Regions from separate parts of the Mus musculus genome. Here regions 1 and 3 are each linked to region 2. Evidence: chromatin loops called from intact Hi-C (ENCODE). Cell type or tissue: heart. All regions are shown on one strand.

Region 1 (8,000 bases), 100 kb after region 2:
CAGTGTTAAATGTGAGCACGAGGTGTTGGCAGCCTCCTTGAGGGAACAGATTGCCCTGAAATAAACACAGCTGGAAAGCGACCACCTATTGTTTTTCTTTCTGTTAGGAAATGAAAGAGCTATTTATCAAAAGCACTGGGCTCCCATTTATAACTGCTGGGCTGGTTAATGATCAATGCCACCCCTGGGTGTCTGAATGGGCATGCTAACCTTCTGCCTCCCTGAGTGGCTTCCACTGCCCTGGAACAATGAACTCTGTGGAGTTTTGCTACCGCACAAGAGCAGGAGGCGGAGCCTGCTTTTTTTTTTTTTTTTTTGCCTCCAGCTGAAGCGTGCCGGCTTTGGAGCTTAGCAAAGGATGGCTTCTGCTGGGATTCCTTCTGCCAGCTTTGCAGTTTGCAGCTTTGCAGGCCTCCTGGAAGCCAACGAAGCTTCTGGAGATGGTCAAGTAAGTTCTGGAAGGTGGTAGAGATGTGTGTGGTTTTCAAGTGCCTTGGTTTACATCTTTAAGAAAAGAGGACACTTTTCTAAGTGATGTTCGGCTGCTCTGTCTCCTGAGGTTTGTTCTGGTTGCTGTCAGGGGTTGAATGGTTTGAAAATTTATACTCGTGAAAACTTTGAACACTGTGAAAATGTCTAACTTATAGAGAGTGGGATGTCAGAGGAGACTAGAGGCTGCAAATTCCGGGGCAGAGTGGTGTGAGGTGCTGGGTGTACTTGGGAAGTTGGGGGAGAACCACAGGCAGGCTGTGTTATTGTTTTGGTCATCTGCTCTGTTTTGGGTTTCTGTCCCCAAAGATCTCTCCCCACCCCCTTCTCTTCCTTCATTGCTCACTTCCTTCCTCCCGGTCTTTCTGTCTTTGAATGGATGTGTTGATAATTTATTGCCTTATGGTGTCATAACTGGTTGCTGCTTAAGCATCCCTCCTGGTGTATTAAACTTTTTAAATGGTGATTTTCCTCTAAATTTAAACTGATCGTTCCTCACACCTGACATGTAGGACCCAAGTTAGCAGTGAGGACGAATAACTTCTGTCTAAGATTTCCTCCAATGACCACTGGGAGCCCTTACTCCAGGCAGGCTATATTTACTTTTGTTTCATTTGGGAGGACCCTAAGGTGGTGGTATTTGCTGTGATATTTGCTGTGCTTTTCTGATTACCTCTTTGCTTGTGTCGCTAGCCATTTGTCCCGATTTGAAGGAGGGCATCTGGTTCCTCCCTGGAGTGACTCCTCTCCATTTGCATCTCCTTGTCTTGTGGCCGAGACTCTTGGATGGGGCTCCTCAGAGTTAAGCCATCCGTGTATCTGGGATCTCAGCGTCAGACATAGCCACCCAGCAGTACAGTGAAAAGTTCTATACTTTGTCAGCCCACATTGTATAGGGCTGATTACCTTGATAAATATGTGCTGAGTGGCCTCTGAGATTCAGGGGGAGGGAGAAATGATGTACACTGACTGATTCTTCTAGATCGCTTGAAAGAAATGAAGAGATAGTTGAGAAAAGCCGTTTACTAAAAGATGCTCCCCAAAGGCTTTTTTTGTGCTGATTACTGACTACCATTGCCTCTATACTGCCTGCTGAGTTGATCTAGGTACTGAATTTTTGAAAGAATACTTAGAAAAAGCTCAATTATACTCGGTCTTAGGGTTCTAATAACATAACCCGTCTTAGTCATGGATTTCTTACTTTTTTTTTTTTTAAATAAGACACATAGATTGCTTCTCTATATGATCATACTGGAAGGGTTCTTTGGCTCAATATTTTTCACATGTCCTGTCTGGTTTGATTCTTACATTTAGTTTAGAGAAGTAAATATTGATGTTATTCTGGATTTTACAACCCTGGAGCCTGAGAGTTAAAAGCCAGTTCTTGGTTAAAAGCACTCTCTGCTCTTCTAGAGGACCTGTGTTCTATTCTGAACATCCAGGAGGTGGCTTCCAAAAGTCTGTAGCTCCAATTCCAGGGGGAATACAATGAATGCCTTCTGGCCTCCTCAGACATGGCATGCATGTGGCACCCAGACATACACGCAGGCAAAGCACTCACACCGGTAAAATTAAAAAAGGAATCTTCTGAAAAAGGACGGTCTGTAGGTCATTTGGTCAGAGAAATAACCTGGTGATTTTTAAACTCACAATTCCGTGTTCCTGCATCTCACTCCTCTGACCGCTTCTATACATTTGCCCTGATAGAATAGTGGGAAGAGCTCCATGCCGGGTGTCCAGAGACCTCAGCACACATGCTGTGATGTCAGTGCCCGTTCTGTGATGCTGAAGATGCCACGGAGTTCATTTGCATGCAGAAACCATGCATTTCTTAAGTTATGTTATGCCTTAAGGTTTACTAGGATCTCATCCAGGGCTTGTATCAGCACTGATGCATCCACTTGGAATACAAAGGGGAGAGGAGGAAAGATTCCATCTTTGTTTCGACTTCTGCCAAACTCAGATACCTGCTATCTACATCTAGGAAGAGACTCCCAGGTCCTTAACATGACTGATTTCCCCCACATGGTTCCTAAGCTGACATTTCCTAGTCTGGTCTTTTTGACTCATCAGCAAAGGTGCCTGAGCCAAACACTCCTGTAGTTTCAGCCCAGGGATGAGCAACAGCAGAGTTCCCATCTGGACCCCCACAGAGGGTGATAACCTCCAGGCAGGATCCCGGCTGTTCTGCTAATCCTTTTTAGAGCAGAGTCAATGTATCATTTTGCATGCACCTAGTCCTTTTAGAGCAGAGTCAATGTATCATTGCATGCTCCCAGTAGTTAATCAGACTCTCTTCAGTGTTTCAGCCTCTCAGTGACAGCCAAAGGATGTGTATAGATAGAAGAGCAGAGGAATCGTTTGTTTGTTTGTTTGTTTGTTTGTTTGTTTGAGACAGGGTTTCTCTGTGTAGTCCTGGCCATCCTGGAACTCTGTAGACCAGGCTGGCCTCGAACTCAGAGATCCACCTGCCTCTGTCCCAGTGCTGGGATTAAAGGCATGTGCCACCATGACTCAGCTTCGAGAAGTGTTTTGTATTCACTTCCACCATCACATCTATCAACTTCTCTCCGATTTAGAAAACTAGGATCAAGGTGACTACATTTTCTTGCAGTTAGAACGGAAACAAATAAACAACCAAAATGTCCCACCTTAGACTCAGTGTCCTCTGCCATCACAGTTACTGTATAAAGGAACAGCCAAAGAAGGTATTGTGACAGTTGTCTCAGTGAGTAGGAAGGCTCCACCTCTTTAGCAAAAGAGCTGACATTTCTTCTTCAGCGCTGGGGATCATGCAGGCAAGTGTTTGCTGGCATACTCCCAGCAAGAATGGACATTTCCACTATGATACGCTCACCTGGGTCTAAGGCATTGCTATTTCTGGCCCCAAATTGCCTCTGAGAAGCTGTGTGGTGCCCTGGCCCCTGGCCCTGACTGGCTGCTCCCTTAGCAAGATGTATTCCGAGCCTTTGCTGACTTTCTCCCTTTGCTTGGGAAGTCTCTTCCCTCGCTCTTTTGCGGTAAGGTGAACTTTAACTTTTTCCTTATGTCCTTCCCCGTAGGCAAGAAGCGAAACCCGGGCCTTAAGATTCCAAAAGAAGCGTTTGAACAGCCTCAGACCAGTTCCACGTAAGTTGGCCGGATGATGGTTCCATTCCAAACACTTGTATTTTACGAGCTTGCTGTGGGGCTCAATTTTTTTGGACCCGTGAGCAAGGTCTTCAGTTTGCACATGGCTGTTGGAAAATACATTCAGCCCTTTGAGAGGAAAGTTCTTTGCTCACGTTTCTGAGCTCTAAAACAGACTTCTAGTCTACACTGACCCACAGCTTTGAAGTCAGTGTCTCAGATTACTGGCTGTGTGAGAGCTATATACCATATGGGAGCTGAGATCCTATATATATATACCCAGCAAGTTCCCCAGGTGTGGACTGGCTCAACACTCCCCTCTAGATACCAACGAACAAACAAATAAATCCATGTGTTTATGTGTGTGTGTGTGTGTGTGTGTGTGTATGTGTGTGTGGCAATAATACTCTTAAAATTGAGTTGAAATGGGAGGGTGGTATTTGATGGTATTCATGGCATTTTGACACTTAGTCCTGACTGTAGGTACAGAACAAACGAAGGGAATGCCTCTTGATTAGCGGAAGCTGTCACCCAAAGCCCTAAGTGAGCTCAGGTCCTCTTGCATGTCTGTGAGGTTGGCTGGGTATCTCCCATGCAGCTGGAGGTCTTAAGAATCAATGCATCTGTGTCCAAGGAGTGGGGAATCCAAGACCATAAACCATGAAGCGCTGGAGCGGCAGAGCAAGAACGGAAGAGCCCAACCCTGAGTCTGTTTAACCTCAATTCACTAAGCCTCCTGGTAAAGGCAGTTTGACCTTAGCTGTGAAGCATCGTATCAGAAAGAGCACCCCCTAGTGTTAGGATGTGCTCATGAAAATGACCGAGAGATTGTCCAGGATAGAAAGGCCCTGGCTTGCCATGCAGCAACAGAGAGAGACTTTCTAGGGTTGCCGATAGACTGAATTCAGTTGGAATATTCCTTTCATGATGATGTGTAGGAGGAAATTCTTCCTCTTCCTACGTGAATATCGGGTTTGTCTGAAGGGAATTTTTCGTCTGCATAGTTTGCCATTCTCTCCAACTGTAAATGTGAAAAAAATAAAATGTGACCCTAATTCCTTAGCATTCCTCTCTGGCTTGTAGAGCATGCAGTAAACTATGACTCTTCCTCGTGCTATCTGTAAAGGACTTTATGGGATCGCACTTTGACATGGTTATAGTTAGAGGGGGTTGCCGAGGAATGAGCATGAGACTCCAGTGTACTCTTGGCTGAGTCTATAGACACCCGCCTGCCTGCTTGTTAACAACTTATACAACTCTACAGTGTTCTCATAACCAAGGAAGCCATGCTGGCGCACATGCGAGAACTTACTTGAGTTCACTAGCCATACAAGTGGTCGCGTGTGTGTGTGTGTGTGTGTGTGTGTGTGTGTGTGTACTTGCCTGTGGAGTTCAGAGGGAATCCATTTTCTCTTTCCACCAAGTGGCTCCCAGATACTGAGCTCAGGACCCCAGGTTTGGTAAAGCCGAGATTGTTCTCCACTGAGCTACCCTGCCTTCCTGTGACTGGCTGTTGAGTTATTTATGTATTCTACGCACAAGGACTTTCCCAGTTATCTCATTTGACACTACTTCTTTCAGCATGTAATTCATCTTTTTCATTCTTTCATTGGGCTTTTTTTTTTAAACAGGGCAGAAAAATTTGATTTGATGAAATATTATATATTTTTGATTATATATATATATATATATATATATATATATATATATATATATATATATACACACACTGTAGCTATCTTCAGACGCACCAAAAGAGGGCATCCGATTCCATTACAGATGGTCATGAGCCACCATGTGGTTGCTGGGAATTGAACTCAGGACTTCTGGAAAAGCAGTCAGTGCTCTTAACCGCTGAGCCATCTCTCCAGCCCTGGAATATTATTTATTAGTTGTTATTCTTCCTACAGATTATGCCTCTGATACATAAGAACTCTTGTTACCTCTGGCCCTGAGGATTCTCAGTGATCCTGCTTAGAAACTGTACCTTTACCTTGAAACCCAAGGTCCATTTGGAGCTCAGGTTTTGTACACTGTCTATTGCACTGAGGGTTTTGGGTTTGTTTTTGTTGACACATTTCCAGTTGATGTAGTTCAGATGGCTGTGAACTGTCCCTTCCCTGTTGAATTGCCATTTTCATTTGTCTGATAGTAATTGGGCTATTTCTGCATTTTTTTTTCTATTCTGTTCTCTTGACTTTTCTGCTCTTTCTCTGGGCTCACGATATCTTATTATGTCATAGGGAATGTGGTTTCTCCTATTTTGCTCTTTTGGAAAATTAATTTTTTTTTGTTTTCTTAGGTTTTTGTAATACACACACATATACACACATATGTCTACATATACACACATGTACATATACAAACATGTATTCCAAAGTTACATTGGCCCCTGAAAGAGTCTTTTCTTATTAGCTTTAGAACAACCTTGTCCTTGTTCACAGAGACACTGGCTGACGCAGAGCTTCTGGATTTTGTAATTTTCTAGTCAGATGTGTTGTCAGATAGAGACAAGTACCATTTTTACTTTTCCCCTTCCTGCCGTGCTGGGGTAGAGCAGAGAGCCTGGAGGCCGGTCCTTAGCTCACCCTGTGTGGATTTATGGCATGCTTGTTCTGAGTCACTGTCTTTGCCTCTGTTTTCTGAGTTGTCATCTCCCTTGACTGTTAGTAACTAGTTCAAATTCAATTCTAAGCTAATAATTAGCAGTTTGTTTAACCTTGACAAGTCACTTGGTATGTGTGTCAGGGAGTTTTTCTCATTCACTCGGGAAGTGAAACGGCAGACTATTCAAGGGTCGGGTGCTGTGTGCAGAGTCCTTCAGCTTAGTTTCATGTTTGGACTCTAAGCTTCTCCAGTTGCATACCTTCGTTTAGGCATGATTTCTTGTTGCAGCAAGCTTAAGTTCCTTCTTCAAGAGTGGGATCAAGTGAGAGGATCACTATTGAGATGAGAAACCCTCATCTGTGGCCCAGATCTTGGTCTATCATAATAGCTACCCAGTGAAAGGACGCTGCAAATTATTTAGTTCTATGGCATAGCTTTTATGCATGCAAGCTGGCATATAGAGCTAGGGATGCCAGAGGCTCAGTGGCCTTCTTAGCTATATGTGAGATCAGACCTAGTAGTTCTTGGTTAGTAAATGAGAGCCCTTGACCTCTGTAGTGAGAGTTCATCATGGTGGAGCTCCGGGTTCTCATGCTATTATCTTATTGAAGAATCTGAAAGCATTTTATGTCTTTTGATGTTAATTCTTCCCACTGAAGTGGAGACATAGCTCCTTGAGTATCACAGAAGGTCAAAAAGCTGTTTTATATACATGATCTACTCATGCTTCTGACCACGTAATAAAATAAACAAACAATGCATGTAATAGTAACCAGGGAGCTGTTTATCTGCATAGCAGGTGGGTCTTCAATCAAATAAATGAACAGTACATGTAACAGTGACCAACAAGCTGGTTCCTTGTATACAGTCGTAGATAAGTAAATAATTATCAAACTAGGCCATCACTGGTATTCACTGGTTGTCTTAGGCAACCTTTAGAATACATTTGGTCTTCCAGGGAAAGAATTTTCTACTAAGTTTGGTTCTTTCCCCAGAGGAATAAAATATTGAATAATTGACAAGAATATCCAGGTTTAAGCTTTGTGTGGCTAACGGTGACCACCTCAGGTAAACTAATATGTTCAACTCTGGATGTGAGGAGCCCAGTGTCTGGAAATCCAACCTGAGCTGTCAGGCTTGGCTCCATCCTTTGATACTTTTGGCAGAGCTGATGAACCCAGAGGCCCCAGGCTTGGGTGGATTAGTCATTTTCATTGGAAGCCTGAGTATTAGGAACCCATCCCTTGATTCCCTTGATTTACATGGGAATTGTGGAGTGGGTAAGGCACTTTATCCAGTTATTTTAACTTCTTTCTTCTCTTCTGACTCCTTTGGTCAAGGCTGAGGATTGGGTGACATGATGTTTTTACTCAGTGTAGTCATTAATTGTGTTTCTTTATAAAAATCACCAAGCTTTTCTGGTGTGCATTTTTATTCATTTAGAAAATGGTACCATGTCCTATGATGTTGCCATGAAGTATAAGCAGAGATCAGAGTCAGGGGCAGCAAGCATTTGGGAAAGCTAGAGAGTATGTCTCCTGTGTTGTAACAGAGCCATGGTGGCATCAATTGTATATTCTTTGCCGGTTATTTTTATAGAATATTGTGGAATCATTAAATTTATGAAAGACTTTCATAGCTGGCTGGGCCATAGGAGGTGGTTTGCAAGCCATGGTTTCAAATAGAAGATTGGATCTGGAAGAGGATCTATCTATCCAGTAGTCTCATTGGTTGGCAAGAAAATGGAGGTAGCCCAAATATTTAGTGACTTTTCT
Region 2 (8,000 bases):
GAGTCACCTACTTTTTTTTTGGGAGTGGGGGTGGGGGAGTTCAAGACAGAGTTTCTCTATATAGCCCTGGCTGTCCTGGAACTCACTTGTAGACCAGGCTGGCCTCGAACTCAGAAATCCGCCTGCCTCTGCCTCCCGAGTTGCTGGGATTAAAGGCATGTGCCACCATGCCCGGTGGTGGCTAGTCACCTACTTTTATCATGTGAAAAAACGTGCTTCCACCCTGCAGATGGGGGTGTGCTGGATGTAGAGCCACTGGGACAAGGCTTGATGTCACTGCTTAGTCTACATTTGTACAGCAGAAGCTCTTTGGGGGAACAAACAGATTGGAAATGTACAGTCAGGAAAGGCCCTTCAATAGGGTCCCTCCCTGCCTCTCCTCCCTTAGCACAGTGCCCTCCAGAGAACTTCACATTTTTACATTTTTTTTCTCTGTGTGCCCTGTCTTTTTCTACTCTATGTATGTATGTATGTATGTATGTATGTATGTATGTATGCATTTATTTATTTATTTATTTATTTATTTATTTATTTATTGTGTGTGTGTGTGTGTGTGTGTGTGTGTGTGTGTGTGTGTGTGTGTCTTTATTAGACCACAGCATTGATTAGACCAGGTACTTCTGTTCTGTCCAGCTTGTCTGGAACAAGGTGAATACACAAGAGCTGGAGATGGTTCTGTGTTAAGAGCATGAGCTGCTCACATGGAGGATCCAAGTTTCCAGCTCCAGGGACTCTCATACCCACGTCTTACCTCCAGTGTTATGCAAGCCTGTGGCATACAAAGACGTATGCATGTACAGATAACTGCTTAAACTTCTTTAAAACACACACACACAGAGACACACACACACACAAACCAGGGAGGGTGTGGGTGTGCCTTTAAATTGAATAGTCAAAGTCTCACTGTGACAGAACACAGGTTTGAATAACGAAGAAGTAAAATGTATGGCTCTCTGGGTAAGGGAGAGGTTCTAAACAGAAGAAATTGATAGGAGAACCTTCATAGATCAATGCACATGGATTTGGGGGGATGTCAAGGTGACTGGTATGGGTTAAATACTGAGTCCTGTGGGCTGCAACCAAACAACCTGTAAGAAGGAAACATTTAGTTTGGGGGATTACAAAACTCCAGATGGTTAGAGTCTACCAATCATCATGGGAGAAAGCAGCCAGGCGTGGTGCTGTGGCCGAAGCTGGGAGCTTACACTGGATTCAGCCTGAAGCGAGAGAGCTAACTGGGAATGGGATGTTTGAAACCTCAAAGCCAACATCCAATGGCATACATGCTCCAGCCAGGCCACACCTCCTAAAGCCCCCCAAGCAGTTCCAATAACTGGGACCAAGTATAGAGATAGATGAGCCTGGGGCTGAGGAAATGGTTCAGTGGTTAGAGCACACATTGTTCTTGCAGAGGTCCTGAGTCTGATTCCCAAACCAGCATCAGGCAGCTCGCAACTGCCTGTATCTTCAGGTTCAGGAAGATACCAATACCCCTCTGACCTCCTTAGACACATACAGAAACACACAGGCACACACACACACACACACACACACACACACACACAAATAAATAATATATATTTAAAAGAAATTTTAAAAGAAATGTAGGAAGGTCACTCTCATTCAGACCTCCACAACATGCATATTGTTGTAAATTGTCACTGATATCTATTAATTTTTCTTCTTGTAAGACTGAAACACTATACCAGTTGAACAGTAAGTCCCCCCCCCCACCCCTTTTATTAGCACTAGTTCATGGAAACCATTTTATTTTCTATTTCTATTTCACCATGGTAGCAACAGCACAGAAAGTAAATACCGAAGTATTTTTGTAACCAGCTTATTCCACAAGGCAAAACGCTCCCAAGATTCATACACGTGGTTGGTAGCTTACATCAGAATTTTATTCTTTTAAAAGGCTAAATAATATTCTATTGCACACAGACACCCTCTTTTCTCTACCCCCTCTCTTACAGATTAATATTTAGTCATTATGAATATGATACAATACAGATAATGCAAATATTCTTCAAGGTCTTGCTTTCAGTTAAATATCAACGTAGAACAGGATCTATAACTTAGCTCTATCAACTTAGAACTATATTTTTGGGTTTTTTTCCCACTTGGGGGGGGGCTTTTGTTTGTTTGTTTTGAAAACGTATTATTTTGTCAGCCAGTCTGGCCTTGAACTTATGACCCTCCTGCCTCTTCCTCCAGAGTACCGAGGCCATAGGAGTACCATGCTCAGCTCTGTTCTCTTTATTTTGGCTTTGCTTATGTTTGCTAATGGCTACCTGAAAGAGTATGAGGGTGTGTTTCATTGTGCCTTTATTATTTTATTAGCTTTTTAAAAATTTTTGTATGTATGTATGTATGTATGTATGTGCATTATGTATGTATGCCTGCAGGCCAGAAGAGGGCATTGGATCACATTAATTATGGTTATGAGCCACCACGTGGTTGCTGGGAATTGAACTCAGGACTGCTGGAAGAGCAGTCAGTGCTCTTAACCTCTGAGCCATCTCTCCAGCCCATATATATTTTTTAATCAAATTTTTTTCCTTTGACCAAAGGCTGTAGCATTGGTGGTAATGGATTCTTAGATTGCCAAAGCAGGATGTCTGCCTCCCTCCTTCCTTTCCTCCCTTCTTTGCTTCTTCTTGCGCGCGCCCGACTCACCAGCAAAGCAGACGCCACAACAGGATCTTTCTGCACACGTTTATTGGAAGAGCTTGATTGCAGAGGCAAAAGACCTCAAGCCCAGAACTGGTGCTGCTTATATAGGCCTAGGAGAGGCGTGTCTCACACCTGGATTGGTTATGCTTACTATTTTATTTGCATGTCTCACATCTGATTGGTTAACATACCTCATTTGCATGTCTCTCATCTGATTGGTTAACATAACTCATTTGCATGTCTCTCATCTGATTGGATAATTCTCAAAACCTCATCTTGGCAAAAAACTTTACTGCATATGTACACATTGGGTGTCTACCCAAACTTATGCGTGGTGGCCAGCGGTAGCCAGCGCCACCCTGCAATGGCACATGTGGCTTCCCACAGCTTCTCTCTCTTTTTTTTTTCTTCTCTTCCCCCTTCAGTGATGAGGATTTACTGAGCTATACTCCAAAGCCCTGACATCCATCTTCAAGAAAAAAAACAATTGCTGTGACTGCCAACTATTGATAGCTATCTAAAGTTGATTTTACAATCAAAGGTCTTTCTATCTACAACACAAAAAAAGCACACACCATTCAGAAGAAAGAGGTCACCAAAGGAGATAGGAAGGCCCACTTTCTTTTTTTTTTTTTTTAGATTTATTTATTTATTATATGTAAGTACACTGTAGCTGTCTTCAGACACTCCAGGAGAGGGCGTCAGATCTTGTTACAGATGGTTGTGAGCCACCATGTGGTTGCTGGGATTTGAACTCTGGACCTTCAGAAGAGCAGTCGGGTGCTCTTACCCACTGAGCCATCTCACCAGCCCGGAAGGCCCACTTTCATCACTCACTATTCTGATCTTCCTTGCAAAACAGACCAAAGGGATGAATGTGTGAATGAATGAATGAATGAATGAGTGAGTGAATAGTGAATCAGTGAGTGAATGAGTGAATGAATCAGCGAGTGAGTGAATGAATGAATGAATGAATGAGTGAATGCATAGTGAATCAGTGAGCGAATGAGTGAGTGGATGAATGAGTGAGTAGTGAATCAGTGAATGAGTGAACAAATGACATCCTATGACTCCTGTGTCTGGATATACCTAAATGAACATGTTGGTCTCTCAGCAGCTAGAATCCAACTATCAGTTAATAAAGCAGATTATTGAAAACTTTAAACCAGCTGTAATTTTCTGCACTGAGGGCTAAAACAAGGCTTATGAACTCCTACCCTTTTTTTCCTGTTTCAGTCACCCTCTGTGATCTTCTAGTGCATTCACTACAACAGGGGAAGCTGCCTTTAGGCCACACTCTGAGAGAGTGCCCCAATGCTTTCTTTTGCATAGAAATGAAATCGAGGCTTAGTTTGATTTTTTTTTTTTTTTTTTTTTTTTGTAGCTGCTGCTAGTTTACTTGGAGACAAGAGTCTTTCTGTGTAGCCTAGGCTACCCTCAAACTCCTTCTGCCTCAGCCATCTGGCTCATGGCACTGCGGCTATGTGTCACCACACCTGGCTTCAAAACTGAGTTCTGCCTTCGCCTCTTCCTCCTAGCTTGTACACAGGCACACCAGAGCATTTATGGTTGTTACATAACAAGGTCCCGGGCAAGGGCATGGTGTTCCCACATGCAGAACTCTGCCCTGGGTGTGGAATGTGACAGAAGCAAGTTTAGGCAGGACTGTGCCCCCAACCGTGGAGGAACTTCAGGGGAAGTTTGGGCGGCAGACAAAGCCGGCAATCTCTGGGCTCACGAAAAGGAAGCAAGGCAGTGTGCAGGAGCTGCGCTTCTTGCGATACGTGGATTTGCAGTTATCCAGGCGCTTAGGAACGTTTTAAACATGAGCACTGCTCCTGCCTGTGTCAAGGGACTCAGATCTCCTGCAAGACACCATTGGTGCAATTAAAGCCGGCGTCAGTGTGTAAACATCCCCGGAGAAAGGCAGAGGGAGCCAAGGCTCAGGGTTACTCTGAACTTTGGAATCTCCTACATTACTACTGTGTGTTTGGACAGCACGCGGAGAGTCTGGGTGGAGTCACGTGACGGGTCCAACTGGGAGGCCGTTCTACTCAAAGCTCCAAGCATCTCTTCTAAGTAAAACAAAACAAGCAAATGGCTACGCGGTGCCAAAGGGATTAATGTATTGTCCTTAGGCGACCTTCTCACTTCCATTTGAAGAAAACAGGTGGTTGGTTGCAGTCGCACACAGATTCGTGCTCTGATCCCAAAACCTAGACTAAGGACGACAAACAGACCAATGGCACACTCGCTTTCAGAAGAAGAAGAAGAGGAACGCACGTTCTGGGCTAGGGCCCACATCCTCTCAGCCCTCCACGCTCTGCACCGCTCACTGTTATTTACTGATGTCGTGCTGCTTGGGAACTGTTTACAGCCAGTCTGTGAATCCCCAAATAAAATCAATACGCAGAGTGGGCTCGCTTCCTGAGGCTCATCGAGGGACTCTGTAAACCTGGCACATTTCGTTATCTAAATGTTACAACAACAGGGACACAGTTTTTTCCCCCCTCTGTATTTGTAAAACTCAGGAGTGCTCATAACCTTCACGGAAATTGGTCTTTGTTCTGGGAGTATTTCAAGTGCATCACCTAAATTGTCTATTCCAATGAATACAGAAATAGAACCCAGAGTGTGTGCACACAGCGACTAGAAAGATGATTTCATATAAGGTGTCATCCTGCATCCAAGGCAGTATGTAAAATGGATAGAAAAGGAGACTGGAATACCGCCCACCACTGAGGGGTCTGGCTCTCCAGGTCTTCATTTCCTCCTCTATGAATGATTATTTCTTTTGACTTTAACTTTATTTAAGTAGGTGTATGTGCAGGTACCTGTGGAAGTCAAAAGAAGGTGCCTGATACCCCGGAGCTGACATCACAGGCCAGGCCGTACTGAGGTCCCAGATATTGGATGTGGGAAACAAACTTAGGTTCTCAGCAAGAGCGGCTCTAACCATTGAACCATCTCACCAACACTCCTGTGTCTTTGTTTCTTTTAGGTACTGTTTTCCGGAGACAAGGCTCAGTTCACTTTTTAATGGGTTGTTGGTTGATGTTTAACCCTGCAGAAACTTTTGTCTTTGATGAAATTTCAGGCATCCTGAAAAATGGAAATCTTAATTTTTTTCACTCGTTATCTTTTCAAAACCATTAATTCCTAAAGTTAAGTTGATTGGAATAAATAAGTGGTTAAATATATGTATATTTCCCCCTGAGGTAGGAAACTTGGCTTTAGAAGTCATAGTAACCAAAGGAAATGGTAATGACATTTCAGGAAAAAAAAAAAGGTGGCAGCAAATATGTTCTACTTAGCACAGGTTAGACTTTTGAAGTTTTTTGTTTTTGTTTTTTGAACTTGTAAAAATTTTCAGTCTAATACTTTCTAAGCTTTTGGCTTTGCAGATTTTTACGGAAGGGCCCAAGGGACTTGTTTATGACTTGAGGGAAGGCTGTTCAATTTCCTTATAGAGATAGGCAGGCTTTTGATATGTATAGCCCAGGCTAGCCTGTATGTAAAACTCTGTCGTCTCAGCCTAGTGATGAGATTACAGTCAAGTGCTATCACACCCAATTTCCACAAACGTTCCTAAAACTCTTTGCGATGGAAAGCAAAGTATTTAGCTAAAAAGGAAAATTATCTGAGTCTCCCCCCTCTGCTTTCTTATCCTTCTCCTGCCCCTGTTTAATTTGAAACATGCTATGTGGATCATTTTGGACAGACATTAAACATATCACCTTAAATACAGACTCCATTGATTGCTAATGAAAGGTTTCACCTTTAGATTAATAATGAAACATTCCTCTACTATTTATCCTTTAGCTAAGTAAGAAACTGGGGAAAACCCATCTTGAAGATCTTAAAAAACGCTTAATTTTTTGTTTATATTGTTTTTTTTAAATATTCCTTCTTTCTTTTATTTAATCTCTTTTTTTTTACACTCCCGATTTTATCCCCCTCCCAGTTCACCCTCCAACTTTTCCACATCCCACCCCCCTGCCCCTGTCGCCAGAGGATGTCTCCCCCACCCCCACCCCACCAGACCTCTAAACTCCCTGGGGCCTCCGGTCTCTTGAGGGTTAGGTGCATCTTCTCTGACTGAACCCAGACCCAGAAGTCCTCTGCTTTATATGTGTTGGGGGCCTCATGTCAACTGCTGTATGCTGCCTGGTTGGTGATCCAGTGTCTGAAAGATCTTGGGGGTCCAGCTTAATTGAGACTGCTGGTCCTCCTACAGGGTTGCCCTCCTCCTCAGCTTCTTCCAGCTTTTCCCTAATTCAACCACAGGGGTCAGCAGCTTCTGTCCATTGATTGGGTGTAAATATCTGCATCCGACTCTTTCAGCTGCTTGTTGGGCCTTTCGGAAGGCATGATAGATCCCTTTTTGTGAGCACTCCATAGCCTCAGTAATAGTGTCAGGTCTTGGGACCTCCCCTTGAGCTGGATCCATGCTGAGCCTATAGCTGGACCTTCTTTTCCTCAGGCTCCTCTCCCTCTCCACCCCTGCAGTTCTTTCAGACAGGAACAATTATGAGTCAGAGTTTTGACTGTGGGATGACAACCCCATCCCTCACTTGATGCCCTATCTTCCTGCTGGAGGTGGGCTCTACAAATTCCCTCTCCCCACTGTAGGGCATTTCATCTAAGGTTCCTCCCTTTGAGTTCTGAGAGTCTTTCACCTCCTAGATTTCTAGTTCATTCTCGAGTGTCGTCATTCCCCCCTCCCCAAACCTCCTACCTCCTCAGGTTACCTGTTTCCATTCTTTCTGCTGGCCCTCAGGGGTTCAGTCCTTTTCCCCCACCCAATACCAGATCATGTTCCCCTCCTGCCTCTTCCCCTTTCCCTCCCAGGTCCCTCCCTCCAGCCTTGATTGCTTTCTTCTCCCTCCTAAGTGGGACTGAGGTGTCCTCACTTGGGCACTTCAGCTTGTTGACCTTTTTGAGTTTTGTGGACTGTATCTTGGGTATTCTGTACTCTTTTGGCTAGTATCCACTTATCAGTGAGTACATAGCATGCATGTCCTTTTGGGTCTGAGTTACCTCACTCAGGATGATATTTTCTAGTTCCATCCATTTGCCTGAGTAGTACTCTATTGTGTAAATGAACCACATTTTCTGTATCCATTCTTCTGTTGTGGGACATCTAGGTTATTTCCAGCTTCTGGAAATCACAAACAAGGCTGCTATGAACAGAGTGGAACAAGTGCCCCTGTGGCCTGGTGGGACATCTTCTGGTTATATGCCCAAGAGTGGTATAGTTGGGCCTTCAGGTAGATCTATTTCCAATTGTCTGAGGAACCTTCAGATTGATTTGCAGAGTGGTT
Region 3 (8,000 bases), 660 kb after region 2:
TTTTGATTGTGAAGATTCTGTGGTTGTGGTTAGCTTGGGCTGAAGAATCAGCTGTTATTAACAAGATACCAGAACTACTAAAGCAAAAACTTTGCATTACTGGGACTATTGATGCTGGTTAGCTAGAGGAAAAAATTTAGCTGTGATTAAGAAAAGACCAGAATCTTTGAGGTGACATTTTCTGGGAAGTGTTTTCCCAAAATCACAAAGAGGCTGTGTTCCAGAGATGGCCAAAGTTGTACCTTGTGCTGCAGCAGGACTTAGTAATGTATAAGAGTCACCCAGGTGGTACTGGTTTTGAAGGCATGAAGGGGTCATGAAGAGCAGCTGAGGCTCGGCACTGTGAGAGGCCATGGAAGGCCATTGGTGAAAGTGCAGCCTCAGTTTCAATTGATGGACCAGGACTGAAGGGGTCATGCAGTGTTTTGGAGATTCCAGGACCATGAATGACCACCAAGAGCAGCAGCAATGGAGTACAGATATCTGGAGCCTAGAGGAAAAGCTGTGTGCTATGAAGGACAGGGCTGGAGAAGTGATCCAAGCCCTTGTAGGAACCCAGAAGATTGTGAGTTGGATCCCAGACATTGGACAGTTGGAGTTTAATTTTTGCTTTTGATATCAACCCCCCCACCTTTTTTGGTTTTTCAAGACAGGGTTTCTCTGTATAGCCCTGGCTGTCCTGGAACTCACTTTGTAGACCAGGCTGGTCTTGAACTCAGAAATCTGCCTGCCTCTGCCTCCTGAGTGCTGGGATTAAAGGCGTGCGCCACCACACCCGGCTGATATTTTTCCCTCTTGAAGGAAGAAAATATTTTAGTGGATCCCACAGTTAAGAGACTTTTGATTGTAAAAAGACTTTGGATTTTAAAAGATACTGGATATTTTAAAATGATTGAACTTTTAATATGTAAAGACTGTGGGACTTTTAAAGTTGTTTATATCTTGGGGATGAATAAGAAACTAAGGGTTGAGGCTTACTAGTAATGTGTTTGTGTGTCAAGTTGACAATGGGTCAATTGTACTGGCAAGTTTTGTGTCAACTTGACACAAGCTGGAATTATCACAGAGAAAGGAGCTTCAGTTGAGGAAATGGCTCCATGAGATCCAGCCATAAGGTATTTTCTCAATTAGTGATCAAGGGGGGAGGTCCCTTTGTGGGTGGGACTATCTCTGGGCTGGTAGTCTTGGGTTCTATAAGAGAGCAGGCTGAGCAAGCCAGGGGAAGCAAGCCAGTGGAAGCAAGCCAGTAAGTAACATCCCTCCATGTCCTCTGCATCAGCTCCTGCTTCCTAACCTGCTTGAGTTCCAGTCCTGACTTTCTTTGGTTATAACAGCAGTGTGGAAGTGTAAGCTGAATAAACCCTTTCCTCCCCAACTTACTTCTTGGTCATGATGTTTGTGCAGGAATAGAAACCCTGACAAAGACAGGTACTGAACAGTAATGTTTGGGTGGAGAAAGAACCCACAAATTTCCAGCCCTAGCAGAGATGTCTTTAGCAGTTGATTGCTTTTGGGAGGGAAAGAAGAAGTTTCCTTCAAGGATTCAGTCTCTTAAAGGGTATCTATGCTCCAGTAGATGGTTCTATGACTGTGCACATACAGCCAACACTAAGTGGATTCAGTGGACTAAAACAAAAAGAGAGACAGCACATGGAGATGTGAGGGGAAAGCCATCTCAGGGCACAGGGGAGACAAAAAAGGCAAAGTGATCAAAACACATAATATATGTGAATGAAATTCTCAAATGACGAAATGATAAAAATGTTAGGTAATATTTGTCACAATTGTTAAATGTTCATGATTTCTTCTTGATGCAGTGGTTAACGTTTGAAGCCATGTGTCTAAATGGATGTTGATGGCTCTGATTCCAAGTGAAATAGATTCATGTCTCAGTCCTATCAATGATGAATTATGAATCTGAGGGAAAATGGTCCAATTTCTCTGCTCAACTCTTTTGGAATACTTATAATACAGATATTCCTTTGAATATTTCTGGGTTCCTTATGGCCATCAGTTGTCATGGTTCTTCCTCACTCTACTTCTCATCTTGCCCACTTTGTTTGTTGCTTGCCTTCCCTCACTCTTTATGCTGACTGTTGCTAGTATATTCCTCTGGTGTATGTGTCTATGTGCCCCTAATAGTCCTATGTAGGAGATCTCAATGCCCAAGTTGATAGCAGTGAGAGATGAGTCCTTGGTCCAAAGTGAAGTCAAGAGACTTCACAAGAGATGACAGTGCTCTTGTAGAACAGACCAGGGACTCCTTGCTCCTCCCACTGTGTGGGGTTCAGAGAGAAGCATTCTTCATGGGTCAGATACACTCTGGCTTGATCTTGGACTTCTATACCTGTAGAGATAAATTCCTAATTCTGATTAGCCAACTACTTTCTAGGACATCGGTAGGACAATGCCAATAGAGGGAGTATGTAGCCTATGATCTCTCTTCTCAGAATTCTGGCTCAATGTGAATTTACCTGGACATTTCCAGTGTCCAGTTCCTCTCTGTACAGTTGGGAGTCTTCCTTTAATGAGTAACCTACCATGATCTGATCATGTAATGTACACAGTAAGAACTTGACAGTGTAGTTAATGTGATCATTGCTGATCTTGTTTTTCTGATCTATTTTCCCATCCTTTTCTATGATAGTACATCTATGTTCCTTGAGTAGTTTATATAAAGACCACAAAGTCTGAATGTGGAAAAGATGGGAATACCGCTTATCCACCACAATGAGAGGAAATTCTAAGAAACAGCATGAGTGCTGTGATAAGGACAACTTATATATGTGACATGAACCAAGAGAGGTCATCCACCGTACAAACTTCTGTTTATGCTATTCTCAAATTTCATTTTTACTGCTTGAGAGTTTCATGTATCCATGTAACATGCTTCGACCAAACCCACCCCTCAGCCCTGGATCTCTAGCTTCTTTTCCAGAACTCTCCATCGTTCCTTGACAACTTCACGTGCTACTTTTAAAAGCCACTACATCCACTTAGTACTGACTGCATTTACATGGATGTAGGACCCTTTGCAGGGCCTTGGGTAGTCTCTCACGGTCCTCATCCCTGAAGCAAACTGATTCTCCCTCTTCTAGAAGCCACCACTTGCCAGTAGCTCCCCAGCTATGGGTGGGGCTTAATTAATCGTTCCCCTCCCATGCTGGGATAATAATAGTATTAATAATTATTATGAAAATGTCTCTAGTAATTGCTTTTCTATTAGGGGTTGAGCATTCTTGGTCCCTATTGCGCCACCTTGTGGTTACAAGACAACACAAGTTTTCCCATGAAGTAAATCTGGTATGGTTTTCGGTTTCTTGGTTTTTTTCCCCTCCTCTCCAATTTGGAGTGCATTTTAGCAGTAATAGCTATAATCAAAGTGTGACCATTCAAGGCAGAAAGTAGTACGCACTGAAGGCAAGTGTGGCCCTGTCTAAGTATGGATTACATGTTCTCTCTCTTCCCTTGGCTTCCTCAACCTAGATTACATTAGAAGAAGAAACTGGAGTTCACACAGGCTGTTTTTCTGGGTCTACATATATAGTCAAGGATGTCTGGATAGTGTCCATCGAGAATCTAATAATTAATAGTTCTATTTATTACAAGAAAAGTAGTCAGAACGTATGTAGTAATCACCAGTAAATTACAGAATGATCATGCACACACACAGAGGGGAAATAGCTTACAAATCACAATTCTCATTACTGAGTAGGATTTGCTTTGTAGGCATGCTCATTCCACTCCAGTAAATTGTATGTACTTCACAGATCTGTAGTACTTGCTTACAGAATATTTTTGTTCCGTCTTGTCTTCTAAATTCCAACTTTGTCAGCATCCAGAGCTGAAGAGTGGAGAAAGATAGGACGGTCCATTTGCCTACAGAGTCCTGCTTGCTAGGGAGTAAATATTATATTTTCAAATTGAGAAATGAAATAGTTATGGTCTTACTGCATCAAAGCCTGTTTGCTTTGGCATATACAGACAAGGATCAAAGTATTAGATAACAGTAAAGTCCAACAACTCTCTCACTTTATGGAGGAAAGAGAGAAGAGAGAAGTGTGTGGGAGATACAGAATGGAGAAAGAGATAGAGGTATATAGAGAGAACATCCCAGGTATATTATCGTGTTAACATTGACTTTAAGTATCCACCCGCATGTCCATCCATCTGTCTGTCTATCTGTCTGTACCTCCATCCATCTGTTCGTCCACCCATCTTTGGTCTCTATCTCTGTTTCTTTGACATTATGTCTATCCTGTTCATTCCCTCTTGAGACAATGTTAACTATCAACTTGATAGAAACTAGAATCACCACTGAGTGAGTTTGTGTCTGCCTGTTTATCATCTTTGTTGTGTTAAGTGAGGAGGTGATCCATCCACAGCGGGTGGTGACCACTCCCTGACTAGAACTGTAAAGAGTATAAATGGAGAAGGAGGACTTAGCATTAGAATATATTCCCTTCTCTCTGTTTCCGGACTCTGGGATTCATGTGACCGGCTAATGGAAGACCTGGATACCTTCAGCCTCTTACTACAGTTGACTGTACCTTTAACTATGAGCTGGAATAACCCCTTTCTCCCGTAAGTTGCATTTGTTAAAGTGTTTTTATTTTTTAATCACCGCTACAGATAGATGTAACTGAATCGTGAGCCCTCTCTATTTGGTTCATGCATGCCTTAGACTCCCTCTGTATTTTCATTTCTCAGTTGCTCTCTTTTTGTTTTTACCATCTAGTTTACACTAAAACCTATAATAGTCAGTGATCTTGATGTGAATCCAAACTCTTTGGATCCCCCATGTGGCCTCAGGCAAATGAATGCAAATGTTTAAAGCCTTTCTGTTCTGTTAAATGGGGATTAAAGCAACTCCATACAAGATTATGACAATTAAAGTGATGCATCAAATATAAAAGCATTGCAACTGATGTAATTATAGTTTACTTAAAATGTAAATAAGTTTACCTAAAATGTAAATTAAAAAATAAAAATATACAAAAAAACTGAAAATAAAATTTAAAAAAATAAATTAAAACATACTTTTAAAAACTGGGGAAATTGCCTAATATATAAAGCCTATTTTGTTTTTGTTATATGAAAAAAGTGAGGAGTTTTAAAATCGCAACCATTTAGTATCTTAAGACACTCTAACAGCCTTGTTTATAGATCTAATATAACAATAAACTAGAGCTGTATCTCAAGAATTTTAAAAGAGAATCTCGAATTAAAACTTTCCATTTAAACTTTCAACCAGTTGCCTTATCATTATCCACATAACATACTGAAGAAGGAGGCCCTGCCTGTAGTTATAGGTTATTAAGTGGCAAAACTAATTAAAGAATTCAGGCCTTCCACTTCTAAATTCTTACTCAGAATTCATGGCAATGAATACAAATTATCTTTCTGCAGCACAATTATTTCTCCCCCTCTTCTCCTCTCCATCACCTGTCCTCCCTCTCCTCCTCTTCCCTCTCCCCCTCCCCCTTCCTTCTTCCCATTCTTAGTTCCTTCCTTCATCTCTTCACCTTCACACTTCATCATTTTCTTACCTTTGAGTTACAAGTTGGACTTAACATAGCTGATAAGAAAAGTGAAATTCCTTTAACTGGTACGGGTATGCAATTTTAAAAAATAATACCATTTTTATGTATTCATTATATATTAAGTATGAAAACAGTATGTTGAGTCATTCACAGACATTGTAAAGCAATAATGAACTGAATAGAAACAAGTCTTGCCCTTTTGCAACCTGAAGTAAGAAAGACAGAAACAATATACATATTTATGTCAGAGTTATTTGTTTAAAGGAATTTACCCATTTGTGGTACAATGGGCTCAAACACCCAGACATGAGAGAGTTAAATGTGCAGAGACCTGAGAATTCCAAACAAGAACAAGTGCCTGATGCAGAATTCAAGACTCTAGAACCGGGGGAAATGTGTTTTGAATGGGATGTGTTTTAATATGTAGCTAATACCAAATGGGAGGTAAAAGTAGAAAGAAGATGTGTGAACTTGGTATTGTGGGAGAGTGCAAGACCCGAAGTTACAAATTTAAAAGGTATTTGCATGAGTACTTGCCTAACAATGTAAGTCTGGTTTAGATCTAAGAATCTAATAGCAAAAGGGAATCAGAAATGTATAAGCCAAGACCCTTGAGTGCTGTGTGATTCAGACAAAAAGTGATGTATTAAAGAACAATGAGGAGGCACAAGAGAAGAAGAGTTGCTTAAAACCCAGATAAAGAATACAATACGACATAGAGAGGAGTGGCTTGATATGATACAACTACACTGTCTTTGAAATAAAAATGCCTGAGGTGTCTGACTGAAGAGCTGTACTGACAGAGAGGTGAGAATGTGGAGACAACTTTTGAAAAATACAGGTATCAAAATAAAAGTCCCTCCTCCCCCAAATACCAATGCTTGAGAGATAGATGATCACTTACATCTTTTTATTTCTAAATTCCTTTCTCTTGTCAGTTGGGAGGTAGTGTATTGTATTTATGAACAAATGGGAACGGTGACCTGCTGGGGGAGAATAGTTCAAGTAGGAGAAAAAGTGAAAGAGAAACAAACAACAACCCTTTGAACACAGGAGGAAGAATACTAATGACCTGGTTCATAAGTAGTAGACAGTGGCATACCACCTTAGCTGCAGATACCACAAGGAAACAACATCAACAGCTGGATTCCTTCCTTCCTTCCTTCCTTCCTTCCTTCCTTCCTTCCTTCCTTCCTTCCTTCCTTCCTTCCTTCCTTCCTTCCTTTCTTTCTTTCTTTCTTTCTTTCTTTCTTTCTTTCTTTCTTTCTTCCTTTTTTCTTTTCTTTTCTTTTTTTTTTTAAGTTCAGCGAGGAGTATGATAATCATAGGATAATGAAGAGAATCATCAGAAATGTAAGGGGGCAGGCAAAATTTACATACTCAAACTCATCCTAGAGATTTGGAACTTGAGTGGATTAAGGGAAAAGCAACAAGACTGGAACTGGGTTGAAAGGTCATACCTGTAATCCCAGAGCTCTGAGTTTGAGATAGGAGAATTGAAAATTGGTCACCAAATAACTGTTGGGATGGAGGTTGAAGAACACAAATTCTACCCATAAACCACCTTGTTGGCTGACCAACATGTGGTACAGAAATGTAAAGAGCTGGACATGGCTTTTCTGCACTTCAACCTCTGGTAAACAGGAAAAAGAAAAGGATCAAGACCCTTGAGTCTGGGACCTAATCAGCCCTCATGTGTGTGGGTCACTGTGGGATGAAGATTGGGGATGTTGTACCCATGTCCTATCTAACAGCACAGAGAAGGCATGCTCTGCTCATTGCCCATTAACTCTTCTCACGTTATTGTCTGTTCATACGTCGTAAATAAACTAATAGATAAATAACAAATAAGTCTTAATTTCTTAATGTTACTGCTAATTTCAATTTTGGGGGAGGTTTAGCATCATCCCTATTCCCTCTCTATTTATTTATTTATTTATTTATTTATTTATTTATTTATTTATTTATCATTGCTAATGATTGAGACCAGGGCTTTATACACAAAAGGCTCTTACTTCCTATCCCTGAAGTAACAGCCCCAGCATTGGGGATCAGGATTTTCCTTCACCTTTATTTGTTTTTTGAAGCTTACTAAAAACTTATCCTATGAATAAAGTATCTAACATTCTATGTGCTCCTGTTTCATATTTTGTAAGTAACACGGGTGTTAAGACTTCAGTGATCAAGAAATGATTTTATCTGTGATTGAAGCATTAATTGCAAGGATCTAGATATAAGGGGTTAGACTACCATTGGAGTAAAGACTTTTTCCCCATGACTTTAGTAGCCAAATGAGCAAGAATTTCTACCTCTGCCAGAGATTCTAACTCTACCTTTATTAGGTCATTTATTACAACCAACTGTTGAAGGGAAATTGCAAAATGTATATGGATTTGATTACCCTAGCCTACAAGTTTGTATACTATTTCAGAAGCTTTCTAAGTATATAATTTTAAA

The links. A loop is a pair of places that touch in the nucleus more often than their neighbours do. Peaks named below come from ENCODE experiments on the same cell type or tissue, not always from the same donor. Only the 100,000 strongest peaks of a DNase experiment are listed, where the experiment ranks them.
Region 1: it touches region 2 in a loop (4-fold over the local background); 6 of 42 quality-filtered maps call a loop at or near these places.
Region 3: a loop joins it to region 2, with 2.6 times the contacts of the local background. A loop is called at or near these places in 2 of 42 quality-filtered maps.

What each region holds. Positions count from the first base shown.
Region 1 is chr11:110,478,988-110,486,987 of GRCm38, forward strand. It overlaps Map2k6 (mitogen-activated protein kinase kinase 6), which reads left to right. Exons shown (of 12, transcript NM_011943.3): 2 at 3,552-3,618. Among named protein-coding and RNA genes, the nearest start is that of Gm39446, 6.2 kb to the left of the region's middle. In heart, a CTCF peak has its summit at 4,420 (motif pointing left); no DNase peak of the experiment used is centred here; H3K4me3 peaks cover 624 bases; H3K27ac peaks cover 623 bases.
Region 2 is chr11:110,375,536-110,383,535 of GRCm38, forward strand. No RefSeq gene overlaps it. Among named protein-coding and RNA genes, the nearest start is that of Map2k6, 20 kb to the right of the region's middle. In heart, a CTCF peak has its summit at 4,594; DNase peaks (open chromatin) are centred at 4,286 and 4,636; H3K4me3 peaks cover 1,062 bases; H3K27ac peaks cover 993 bases.
Region 3 is chr11:111,039,135-111,047,134 of GRCm38, forward strand. No RefSeq gene overlaps it. Among named protein-coding and RNA genes, the nearest start is that of Kcnj2, 23 kb to the right of the region's middle. In heart, a CTCF peak has its summit at 3,259 (motif pointing left); no DNase peak of the experiment used is centred here.